Regions from separate parts of the Homo sapiens genome. Here all the other regions are linked to region 2. Evidence: chromatin contacts called from ENCODE Hi-C or POLR2A ChIA-PET data. All regions are on one chromosome and are shown on one strand. The core of a region is the stretch at or near the end of the contact, and the rest is flanking DNA. Distances in the headings are between cores, read along the strand shown.

The links. Hi-C counts contacts between places; a loop is a spot of excess contacts on that map. ChIA-PET counts read pairs that join two places held with the same protein, here RNA polymerase II (POLR2A). Pooled maps may share reads with other maps.
Region 1: a loop to region 2 is called in a pooled map, with 8 times the contacts of the local background. The contact joins two enhancer-like sites. A Hi-C loop is called at or near these places in 1 of 168 maps with a recorded cell type or tissue (GM12878), 9 of 37 single-sample maps with no recorded cell type and 14 of 50 pooled maps. POLR2A ChIA-PET finds 5 or more read pairs at or near these places in 4 of 52 experiments (GM12878, activated B cell and activated naive CD4-positive, alpha-beta T cell).
Region 3: a pooled map shows a loop between it and region 2 (8-fold over the local background). The contact joins two enhancer-like sites. A Hi-C loop is called at or near these places in 2 of 37 single-sample maps with no recorded cell type and 7 of 50 pooled maps.

The regions. Positions count from the first base shown.
Region 1 is chr6:11,315,675-11,319,710 of GRCh38, forward strand. All of the region lies in intron 4 of LOC105374925 (a long non-coding RNA gene), which reads left to right. It also overlaps a transcript of NEDD9 not described here. Among named protein-coding and RNA genes, the nearest start is that of NEDD9, 85 kb to the left of the region's middle. RefSeq lists an enhancer at 2,569-2,788. Within about 2 kb of position 2,762, at least 22 of the 41 ENCODE cell types and tissues checked have a DNase peak (open chromatin) inside an H3K27ac peak, as active enhancers do.
Region 2 is chr6:11,458,987-11,463,041 of GRCh38, forward strand. The region is part of intron 1 of LOC105374928 (a long non-coding RNA gene); the gene reads left to right. Among named protein-coding and RNA genes, the nearest start is that of TMEM170B, 77 kb to the right of the region's middle. RefSeq lists an enhancer at 1,236-1,425. Within about 2 kb of position 1,910, at least 7 of the 41 ENCODE cell types and tissues checked have a DNase peak (open chromatin) inside an H3K27ac peak, as active enhancers do.
Region 3 is chr6:11,713,046-11,717,105 of GRCh38, forward strand. ADTRP (androgen dependent TFPI regulating protein) reads right to left here. Exons shown (of 6, transcript NM_032744.4): 6 at 478-1,467. The coding sequence ends at 1,433. Among named protein-coding and RNA genes, the nearest start is that of ADTRP, 64 kb to the right of the region's middle. RefSeq lists an enhancer at 1,331-1,480. Within about 2 kb of position 1,411, at least 4 of the 41 ENCODE cell types and tissues checked have a DNase peak (open chromatin) inside an H3K27ac peak, as active enhancers do.

The DNA.
Region 1 (4,036 bases), core at 1,512-4,011, 140 kb before region 2:
ATTGGCTTATAAATGAATTCAAAATCCTCAGGTGTGTTTTAAAGATCTACAAAACAAGTCTCTCCTTTGTTGTAAATGGGCAAGACTCAATAAAGAGAGTGAGATGAAAAGAGCTATTAGTTCATCTGTTAGGGCATCCAAATATGCACCCAGAAGGCATAGCAACAAATAATTCATGCTTTAACATGTTCTACAAACAGCAAGGTATTCCAAACTACTGCCAACCACCTGACCAGGAAAAAGGGCATGGTGGTGATCATGAAATAATTGAGGGTAAAAGGCAGGGTTATAAGTCCTTTAAACCCTTTTGAGCTTAGGTAATGTCTTGCTGGGCACGTGGCTCTGATTCTTTCTCTGGTCTTTGCCAGCAGATTTTTAGGAATCTCCTGGCAGAAGAGCATTGTTTGTGGCACCTTCCACTTCTGCAGCACTCTTGGATGCTGACTATTTACAAGGACTTTCAACTGCCTCCTTCACCCATCTGGTATTAATTTTTATTTCTTCGTTATTGAGTCTCTGATTCATCTCTACGCAGACCTTTGAGTTTCCTGAAGGCTTTGCTTCCCCAGACAGGGTGCCCCACCCAAGTAAGTTCACTTGCTGTTTGCTTTGAGGAAAGTCAGGATCTAGAGTTCCCCAGCTCAGAGAACAAGACTATGACTCACTTTATCATCAAAGTCAGGATGGAGAGGATTTCCTTCATCTCCCTTTACTCTCACTCCCACGTCTGATCGTCTCATGGGTAATGGGGTCTTGGCATTTCTAGCTTGTAGGATCTCCCAGCTCCCTTCATTCTGTCCTGTGTCTCCATCTCAGTTGCCTCTGTCTTAGCTCACAGTCTCTCTCCTGGACTGTTGCAATTGTCTTCATATTGTATCCTAAAGGCAATGGGGTAGGCTTGGAAATGCTTTCAGTGGGAATTAACTCGATCACATTTTCTTGCATAAGAATCACACTGAAAATAGTCACTAATTCATTGAAGGGGCAGTTGAAATGGAGGTGGAGAGAAATCCATTATAAAGCTATACTCCAGTTGAGAATTATAAGGAAGGTTCGGATTAAGCTGGAGACAGGGACAGTGAAGAGGAGAGGAAATGGATATTTAGCAAGGAGAACCGAAAGAGCATAGTAACTGATTTGAATTACAAGGTGGGAGACGGAGCCGTTGGTAATAAATGTCTCCTGGATAAAACCTCTGGAGACTGCATGGATGCTAGTATCATTCTGAGAAAGAAGAAATTAAGAATTAAGTCTACGGGGGAAATGGTGAATTTGAATGCGGCATGTTAAGTTCCAGTTTCATGTGGAGACTATCCAATGGGGAGAGAATCTGTAAGCAGTTATATATCCCAAGTCTGAGATTCAGAGAGAGAGAATGTTGAAGACAGAGATTTTATAGTCATGAGCCTAGAGCTGGCAGTTAAAGCAAGAGAGCTTATAACATCTGCCAGACAGAGCTTGTTAAATGAGATAGGGGGCCAGGCACGGTGACTCACACTTGTAATCCCAGCACTCTGAGAGGCCGAGGCGGGCAGATCACCTCAGGTCAGGAGTTTGAGACCAGCCTGGCCAACATGGTGAAACCCCGTCTCTACTAAAAATACAAAAATTAGCTGGGTATGGGGGTGCGGGCCTGTGATCCCAGCTACTCGGGAGGCTGAGGAAGGAGAATTGCTTGAAACTGGGAGGTGGAGGTAGCAGTGAGTACTCCAGCCTGGGCTATAGGGTGAGGCTCCGTCTCAAAAAAATAAATTAAAAAAAAAAAAGATAGATAGGAAGATGGTAGGATCCTGGGGACTATCACTCCTAGAGGGCCGCACAGAGAAGAGAGGCCTGAAGGAGAGATTCAGGATGGTGCGTTATTACACAAAGAACAGAGGAAAGAACTTGACAATTAGATTATGCAGATTCTTGAGATCAGTTTCAAGAAAATGATGGGGACAGGCGCCAACTGCCGCTGGGTTGACTTGTGAATGAGAGATGAGAAACTGCAGACAGTCTAGACTTCTCTTTCTAGAAACTTGGCTGTAAAGAAAAGATGATAAACGGGAAATGGGTGACAGCATGCGTGGCCAGTGCACCCGAGAACAGGAAGGCACACGTGATAGTTAATTCTATGCGTCCACCTGACTAGGCCACAGGATGTCCAGACATTTGGGCAAACATTATTCTGGGTGTTCTGAGGGTGTTTTGAAATGAGATTAACGTGTAAATCAGTAAATTGAGTAAAGCAGGTGGCCCTCCCGATGCAGGTGGGCCTTGTTCAATCAGTTGAAGGCCTGAATAGAACAAAAAGGTGGACCTTCCCCTGAGCAAGAGAGAAATCCTCCTGCTTGGTCGTCTTTGAACTAGAACATTGGCTTTTTCTCACCTTTGGACTTAAATGGAGATATCAGATCTTCCTGGGTCTCAAACCTGCTGGCCTTTGTGCTAGAGCTATGTGATCCGCTCTCCTGGGTTCCAGAGCCTCAGACGCAGACAGGAACCACACCATCAGCTCTCTTGGGTCCCCAGTTTGCCAACTCATTCTGCAGATCTTGGGACCTGCCTGCCTCCATGATCACATGAGCCAAGTTCTTACAAGAAATCACTTTCTAAATATATATGTGTATCTTATTGGTTCTGAGAACCCTGAGTAATGCAGCACAAAATGGAAAAGAAAAGAGAAAAATAGAAAAGAAGGAAGGAAGGAGGGGTGAGAGGAAGGTGTGGAGCGGGGGATGAGAAACACAGCCTCTGTGCTTTGCAAGTGTGGGGAGACGGCGGGTCACTGCATCATTGTCTGTGATCGCTGACGGCGTTGATGACTCACTCATGTTACATAATTAGAATTCACCTTCAGACTTTGCTGTCTTACCATTTCGTCTCATAGAAACAAGGCTTCCTAGCTTGGCTTGTTTTCTTGTTACTCAGGGGCTGTTGCTAGCATAAGGTCATACTTAGAAAGCTGAACCCTCAATAAGATTACTCAGAGACTTGGCAGCTTTTTCCCTGGCCATTTTGTCTTTAAGTTAAAAAAAAACAACAGAAAACAGCTCACTCTTCTAAAATGACATTACACATCACTTTGAAATATGTCCTGTAGGCCAGCCCTGAAATGTATGGTCTTTCTGGACATTCATTGGAGAGAAGCTCTGTTTTTAAAAATGTAAAAAAAAAAAATTGTTTTACTCTAAAAGAGCGTCTCTGATAACCCAGTTTTTAGGAAACTATTGGCTGAAAAGAAACAACAGGAGAGGTGAGAATTTGTCCAGTTTATACCTAATTCATTTCTGCCATTATCCCATTCTGGGATAACTTCAGAAACCACGAGGGCCATTTAACCAAGAGATTTATTGGGCCTTAGAGTTCATTATGTTTCTGCCTTGTTTTTATAATGCTTTTGTTATAATATTAAAGTGACAAAGATAAACAACTTTATTTGTGGTTGTGCAGATGCCATGTGGAATATCTGCTCGGCTTGAAAAGATTCCCCTGGCTCTTCTGCCCACTCAGAACAGCGGGACCCACATTTCAGCTTGGACAACATGACCAAGCTCTGCTGTTCACAGCTGCCTGGCCCAGGCTGGGTGCCTGGCCCCAAGTTCAGGGCCAACGCCCTTTTCTGGGAATGGGGAATCAAAGCAGAAAAGCATCCTGTGCACTCACACTCTCACACACCCACACACTCACATGCACACTCACATGCACACTAACATACACACAAGTCTCACACTCACACACACTCATGCACCCTCACATACAGTCACACATGCACACTCACACACTAACATGTACACACACACTGGTACACACTCACACTAACAAGCAAATAATCACACACTCATGCACACACACACTAACATGCACACTCACACTAACATGCGGACACACACTAACATGCGGACACACACACTAATATGCACTCACACTAACGCACACACTAACCATGCACACTCACACTCACACACACACACACTAACATGCACACTCACACATGCCACACACTAACATGCACACATACACAAACATGGACACTCACACAAACATGCACACA
Region 2 (4,055 bases), core at 660-3,159:
GCTGTTTTTATTATTATAATTTAACCTCAGTTTTAATATCATATTTAGATTAACTATTTAACAGCTGAACTTGTAATAGCTGTGCATGTTGAGGGCCGCTTCCTGCTAATACCTTTGATTTTCTGTCTGGGGACTTCCTTTTTGACCACTGGGGCATGAATGCCCTGCTCATACAAAGGCTAAGCCAGGAGTGCAGGGGAATTAACTTCAGAAACAGCTCACAAGCAGTGTTAAGGGGGAAGCTAGTAATGACTATCACAGTTTTCTCACCCCTTCATCTGATTAACTTTGAGGCATATTCTACCTCAGTACTTTACAAACTTTATCATTTGGGGATCCTGTTAAAAATTCACATCCTGATTCAGTGGATTTGTGGTAGAGCTTCAGATGATGATGATGATGATGATGATGATGATGATGATGATGATGATGGTCCGCTTTGAGTAGCAGGCTCTACACTGTCTCTCAGAATTCCCCAGTGGAATTCAGCTTCATTTGCCCTCAGTGGTAACTTTCTTGATTATTCTCCTTTGGTTGGTTTTCTTCTCTTGCCTGTTTCTCACTTCTCTATTCCCCTACTAGTGTTTCCTACTTGCATGTGAATTCTTATTTCAGGTTGCTTCTGGGGTAACCCAAGCCAAGAATATGCATCTATCTATTTATCTATCTGCTCACCTATCCATCCATCTATTCATCTACATCTATCCATCCATCCATCCATCCATCCATCCATCCATCCATCCATCCATCCATCCATTTACCTATCTATCTAGCTATGTAATGCATTCATCTATCTTCTATTTATCTATTTATGTAATCTATTTATCTATCTTATCTATCATGTGTCTAATATATTCATTTATCCACCTATCTATTCATCTACCTAATCTATTCATCTATGTATCTACTATTTATCTAATCTATTCATCTATCCATCTATCTAATCTGTCTACCTACTTACCTACCTATCTGGAACATAGCAACAGAGCACAGCCTCTTAAAAAATCCAGTAAATTGAAGAGCTGAAAGAGAAAGAATGAAGACATACTGGAGGGGGTGGAAAGGAAAAGTTGATGACTACCACCTAAAGGGACTTTTTCTTCCTCCTTGTGTCATTTTCAACAGGATGTGGTATCATGGAGCTCTGGTGAAAGAAGAGACTAGGCAGTTAGCTATGGCTACATAAATGGGACAGCTCCAGAAGTCCATGGAGGGATCCCCTTTCTACTAGGAAAGATGGGCAAGGACTTTATGCCTGATTCTATTATTCAGGGCACATTGCTGACAGGGTTGGCCAGTGAGGCCATAGAGAGAAGGCAGGCCAAATGCTAATCTTGGAAAGGACGGAAATCAGCATAAGCAGAGAGACACAGGGTGAAGTGGTAGCGGAGAGCGGATGCCACAGTGTGTGGGCTTGTGGGTCAGCCCTATTAAAGGGAGGAAATCAGTAAATGGGCTTGCAGATGGTTACCCAAGATTTCTTCATGACTTTGTGCAGCCTGTACAATGTATGCTCCTTATCTTGTGGGAGTGTAATTGAGAGCCCTGGACTTCCTCAGCTCAGATCCCAACTCTGCCACCTCCTGGTTATGCTACCTTAGCATGTGTATTCAACCTCTTTAAGCATCGGTCTTCCCATCTATGTAGTGGGGACAGTAATTCCTATTTCATGGGATTGTCATAAAAATTAAATGAGATATTTTGTACAAAGTGCTGCCTTTATTACAGCTGGAGGATAAGAGAGCAGCCCTGATACTGTAAATATTCCCAAGAATGATGAGGAAATGACGGTGGACCTTTTACTTGATTCCAGCGTTATGAACACACACACACATACACACACAGATATAAGCACACATATGTTTAATAGCATATAGGTAGAAAGCCACAGGAGCGGTAATACCCTGATTATGTAAATCAACCCCAGCTCTAACAGCTAAAAAACCCTACTGCTGCTCTTAGCTATGCATGAAATCACCCCCATGAAACTTCTTTGAATAAAGCAAACATCTGTTCTTGGTGGAATGCAAAAGAGAAACTTTATTTGAAGTTCCTGCTTCCCCTTCTCATTAAAAGTATTTCGAGCACTATTAAAATAGTTTCTGCCAAGAGCACTTTTTGTGCTCTTCAGTTTCTTAGGTTCACTGGCCTGAGAACCAGCATTCAGCATTCTTAGTCCCACCATAGCTGGGAGTCTGGGGTCTGGGAAAGGGATAGAGTCAGTTTGTTTTTGCCATCAAGACCCTCTGATCGCCTCAGATGGTCTCACCTGCTATTGCTTCTTTCCCGTCCTGACAGGTTGATATTCTGGAAGCAAGATCTTGGAAGGCCAAGGACAGGTCATTTCTTAGGACTGTGCAAAAGAGAATCAGTCTTTACAGTAAGCTATTTGATTCTAGTAGTTCTTTCATCTCAGTCTTTTGAAAGCAACTTCCCCTCTTTAACCAACACCTGCCATGGCCTCTTCATGAGCCGAAGAAGGTGAGTGCTGATGGAAATCCCAGATGTGGCCAAAACTCCCCAGCAGCAGACAGGTCAAAGGTCTTTTGTACCCTTTCCCGTAACGGGTGGCACTTGATCTTCAGAGTGGCTTACACTGTTCAAGAGGGTTTGAATCATAAGACATTTGGGGTTAAAAAAAAAAACCTGTCATTTTGCATTTTGATTTTTGTAGAGCCAACTACAACGTATTTGAAAATTGTGTTCTTGAAATAAGCCTGTAATAGTAGGTGTCAAAAGTATCAGAGATAAAATGTCTACTCTTTTAGTGGCGTAAGTTGTCGTTGTTTCAAATTACATTTCCTTGTACTATATGATGGATGTACTATGCACACACACTTTATCACACACGTGTGTGTGTGGGAGTGGAAATGTGTAGGTAGTCAGAGAGGGAAGAATAAAGAATTCATGCTAATGTCTAAATAAATGAATTAATTAGTGAAATAAATAGATTCCTGTTTACACTATACTACAATTTTTAAGGATAACCAGTTGTTAATTAATACACTGGACTTGAAGGAGACTCATTTGTGTTGAAACATGAAATGTTTGTCCTCTCTCCTTCTCCCTCCCACCTGGAAAACATGAAAGATCTGCAACTCACACATACTAGTGTAATTTAAACACACTTTGAAAGAATTGATAGGCTGGGCGTTGTGGCTCACGCCTGTAATCCCAGCACTTTGGGAGGCTGAGGCAGGCGGATCACGAGGTCAGGAGATCCAGACCATCCTGGCTAACACAGTGAAACCCCGTCTCTACTAAAAATACAAAAGAATTAGCCAGGCGTGGTGGCAGGCACCTGTAGTCCCAGCTACTCGGGAGGCTGAGGCAGGAGAATGGTGTGAACCCGGGAGGCAGAGCTTGCAGTGAGCCGAGATTGCGCCACTGCACTTCAGCCTGGGAGACAGCGAGACTCGGTCTCAAAAAAAAAAAAAAAGAATTGATAGGCAGCAATTCTAACCTAAAGGGTTCATATTGAAACCACTGATCATAGATATCTGAATAGGTCCTAATTAATGAGAGAGTGCAACCATTTTCTGCTTGAGGGAATTGCCCATGTTCCAGACTGCAGACTTGACATTCACATGCCATGAGAAAACATGGATTCAAATACAGAGACCCTAGGCTATTTCCTGGAGCTCCAACGATGTCATCAGAAACAAAAATGTTCCATTTGACAACCATGAGATTTGACACTATTGACCTACATGGAAGTTTTTAACACTGCCACTCATTCTGCCATGTGTAAAGGGGTTCAGCAGGGTGACCTCAGGGATGCATACATGCATTTTCTCCACACGTCCTCCTTAATTCAAGGATCATATCTGTGGCTCCCCTAGCAAAGAATCAAAGGCCAAAGGTGGGTGGCCCAGACTCTTTCTCGTACTGGGGAACACAGGCAACAGCTGCGGCATATCACTGAGCTTGGCTGCTGACAGGGAAAAGCATTGATAATTTCATCAGATCTCACAGATCAGAAACAACAGAATACCCTCCCGCTAATTGGTGGCCACCGTGACCGCTATAGTTGGTTTGATTGAAATCAGTATTTA
Region 3 (4,060 bases), core at 161-2,660, 250 kb after region 2:
GGCTTCACGTTTGGGGAATTTCCACTGTGGCAACTGTTTCTGAGCTCCTGCTGAGACCAGGTGCTTGGAGCAGTGAAGAGGCAGCAGTAGATGTGGGGAAAGAGGTGGTATTCCCAGCTCCAACTGGAAAAGACTTGAGGCCCATATTAACAGAACAGTAGAAAAAGAAGTGGGAATTAAGCAGGTTTCTTGGTGCCTGCCCTGGTCTTCCCTTAGGCTGCCTTCCCACCTGAGATATTCTGTCCTCTTCTGTAACCCTTCAAGACCACTCTTGCTCATTTTTACCAGATTTCTCCTACATAATGTTAGGTTGGGAAGTCCAAGTCCAATTTCCTTCAGTGTCCACACCCCAACCCATATGAGCCTAGTGACATACTAGTAGACTCAAATATGTCTACCCACCAATAGCCATTTGCCATTTGTGTTCTTTAAAAAATGTGCCCACAAATAAAGGCCAGGAAAATAACACTAGGAAAATCACAGCAGGGATCATGAATCCTTGTTAAGCATCTGGAAATCAGCTTTGTTAAACCACACACTAATTCAGAAAAGTGCTTTGTAGCAAAGCAATCTCAACAGCCCTTATAATTCTATCACTTCCCATCCAGATTCTTCTGCAAGCAAAATTTATTACTATACCATTTATTTGATGAATTAATCAATGTTCAAATGGAAGAGGTTTTGACAATGTCACTATGTTTGATGTTTATACCTGCCCTGAATGCTTGCTCAGAAGAGAAACAGATTTCCCAGTATTTTTTATAACTTACTTTCCCATTGTCTTCAATTAATTTGCTATTATCCCAAGTAGACAGACAACTTCAGTAGTAGCCATCTCCCTACATTTTTAGATCACTGAAAAAAATGGATGAGCAACCCATGAAAATAACTAGCTTACTGAAATGCTTGTCTTTTAAAGAAAGTTGGGATTATTTAAAAAAAAAAAAATGGCCCAGGACCAGTAGCTAGGAGATCTGGGAGAGAGAAGTCATTGCCTTGGTTCTGACACTAAGTAACCCTTTTGCCTTTTGCAGGTAACTTCTCATCTAGGTCCTCAGCATCCTTCTCTGTAAACTGAAGAGTTTAAATGACTCTAAGTTCCTCTCTCTCTCTCTAGATGTTCTCTAACACCAAGTTTATGTGAGTTTCTTTGGCCAGATTTTAACCAGAGACCATCCTCCACGAAGGTCAAAGATAATTAATTCTGAGATAGCAGGAGTTGTTTTTGGCATGTGCAGTCAACCTTTCAAAAAACCAAGAGTTCTCAAGTTAAGCTACCTTCACGAACCTCTTATTAAATTTAAGTATCACTCTCTGTCCCTCCTACTTTGCTATGTTCCTCCACCACCTCCCTCCACCAGAAAAAAAAAAAAAAGATGAGAAAAATCTCTTGTGTTTTCTTCTTTCTTGGTTCTTGGAAAATGGTGTGCAATTACTTCCTCTTCTTCCGTGGCTGCCTCATGTCACCTGTACAAACAAGAACAGAGACAGACCTCAGGCTTCAGGCTTTCCCTAATGGGTATTTTTGTTGTGGGTAGAGATTCACTCTGACTTGGGGCAGTGGAAAGTTGAACACACTTTTCCCAAGGTGACAAGATGCAGTTTAAGGAGTTATGAAAAAACAGCTGCCACGATGACAGGGGCAGAGAACAACTCTGCCGTCCTCCCTCAGTGCTGGGTTCACAGTTAGCCAGGCACCCACGATGCTGTTTGCCTTCAGGTACTCTGCATAGCTAAGAGGAAGCATATTGCTGTGACTCTGAGTGAGTGTCTGCAGGCTACACACAATCCATCAGCAAACTTTGAGACTTTGCAGATGGAGATGAAGAGACCACATCAAATTAGAGAGGAAATAGAAGGGTGGATGTTCAACTAATTGGGGTCATTCTGTGACCTCTTAGCAAATGAATTCATCAGCCTGGTGGAAAAGTACTGGCATATGGATTAGGTTTGAGTAAGCTCATTAGAGGGGCATTATTCTACTGAAATTATAGCATTAGATTTGTAGAATGACTTCTATTCAGCCAACAAGTTGGTACTCCATATTTAATGATCATAAATCTTTGTGTAAGCTCTGCAATTTGTGAAATTTCATTAGCTCATTATCCTTTGTGCTTGTTGCCAAATACTGTCAATGCTACTTTAAAAACTTCTCCTCCATTCCAGAACTTACAGCCCTGGTAGTTCTGGCTTGGTATTCCTGCAGCAAATCCATGCTCCTAATTCCATGATTCACCCTTCAAACCCTGCCACCTTCATCAATTCTATCCTTAACAGTAAACACTAGATATCTTATACTCATTCCATTCTGCTGGAACTCCACTTCTTAGAGGCTATCATGACTGGTGACTTGAAGTCCTGTTTGTGGCCCCTTAATTACACTGATTTCCTAGGATGGCCACCTCTTGATCATGCAGTCCTCATGGCTATCCTTGTATTCATCTCATGCAAAATTTTCAAGATCAAAACTCTGTCTTCTTCGTCTGCTCCTCATCAATCTAGACTACCCCAGTCACTTCAGCCGAGGCTTATTGTTTATCAAGCTTTATGGATTTCACGTTGTTTTCATTGGTGTGTCTACTTCTTTCTCTTCTGTTTTTCCCTTTTTTTTTTTTTTTTTTTTTTGAGACAAGGTCTTTGCCCAGGCTGGAATACGGTGGCACAATCTCAGCTCACTGCGGCCTTGAGCTCCTGGGCTGAAGTCCTCCAACCTCAGTCTCCTGACTAGTTGGCACTAGAGGTGCACACCACCATGCCCAGCTTTTTTTTTTTTTTTTTTTTTTTTTTTTTTTTTGCTTTTTTATTAGATACAGGGTCTCACTATGTTGCTCAGGATGATCTTGAACTCCTGGCCTCACCACAAGGGATCCTCCCATCTCAGCCTCCCAAAGTGCTAGGATTACAGGCAAGAGCCACCACCCTTGGCCTTATTTTCCATTTTTGATGTGAATTCTCTCCTCCCTAGTTAGGGCTTCTCTACATTAGGTCTATAAGTACAAGCACAGTACCTCCTTTTTCTGTAGAGTATACTCTGGGCCTTTAATGAATTCTTTTTCAATTAAATAACCAGCTCACATACAAGAGGGACAATATAAACTTGGTCAATATAAACTTCTCAAATTTCTACCCCGCAGTCACTCTGAGGATTCCTAAAACTTTCTTTTATCCATGTTGTTTACCAATCCCCAAGCCCTCAAGCCTAACTGTAATAATAACCTCAGTCCTTCCACCCCAGGTGTTGAGGACTGAAGACTCCCTTCTCCATTTAAGAAATGCAACAGAACACGAAGGTTTGGAGAAAAGCCACCCAGGAGCAGACATGGTGGTATGAAGCTCTGCTGGGGGAGGACAGCAGGTGGTTCCCTCCATTGGATTAGAGTCCTCTGTCCAAAACCAAGTAGCTAGGAGGAACACTCAGAAATGCCCACATACCCATCCACATGCTAGAGAAGGCACTGTTCCCAAATGGGTCTCTGTGGTGCTCCCAAAGTCATTTTATTCTGTAGGGACTCATGTGGCGTGAACGTTGCAAAAATCATGTTTCTTTTTGCTTCTAGCAGCTGGGAATGGCAAGCGGGTCTTAGTCTTGAATTCTCACAGAGCTAAGCAGTTTGTAGGCTTCTTTAAGTCTTCAAAATTTATCTCTGACCATGCTTTTTTTCTTTTTCTTTTTCTTTTTTTTTTTTTGAGACAGGGTCTTCCTCTGTCACCCAGGCTGGAAGGCAGTGGTGTGATCTTGGCTCACTGCAACCTCTGCCTCCCAGATTCAAGTGTTTCTCCCACCTCTCAGCCTCCCGAGTAGCTGGGACTACAGGTGTGCGCCACCACACGTAGCTTTTTTTTTTTTTTTTTGTATTTTTAGTAGAGATGGGGTTTCACCATGTAGGCCAGGCTTCTCTTGAACTCCTGAGCTCAAGTGATCCACCCGCCTCGGCCTCCCAAAGTGCTGGGATTACAGGTGTGAGCCACCGCACCCAGCCTTCTGACCATGTTTCTATAACGCATAGCTGGAAATAAGGAAACTGTTGACTTAATAATAGATCATATATCTTACCCAAAC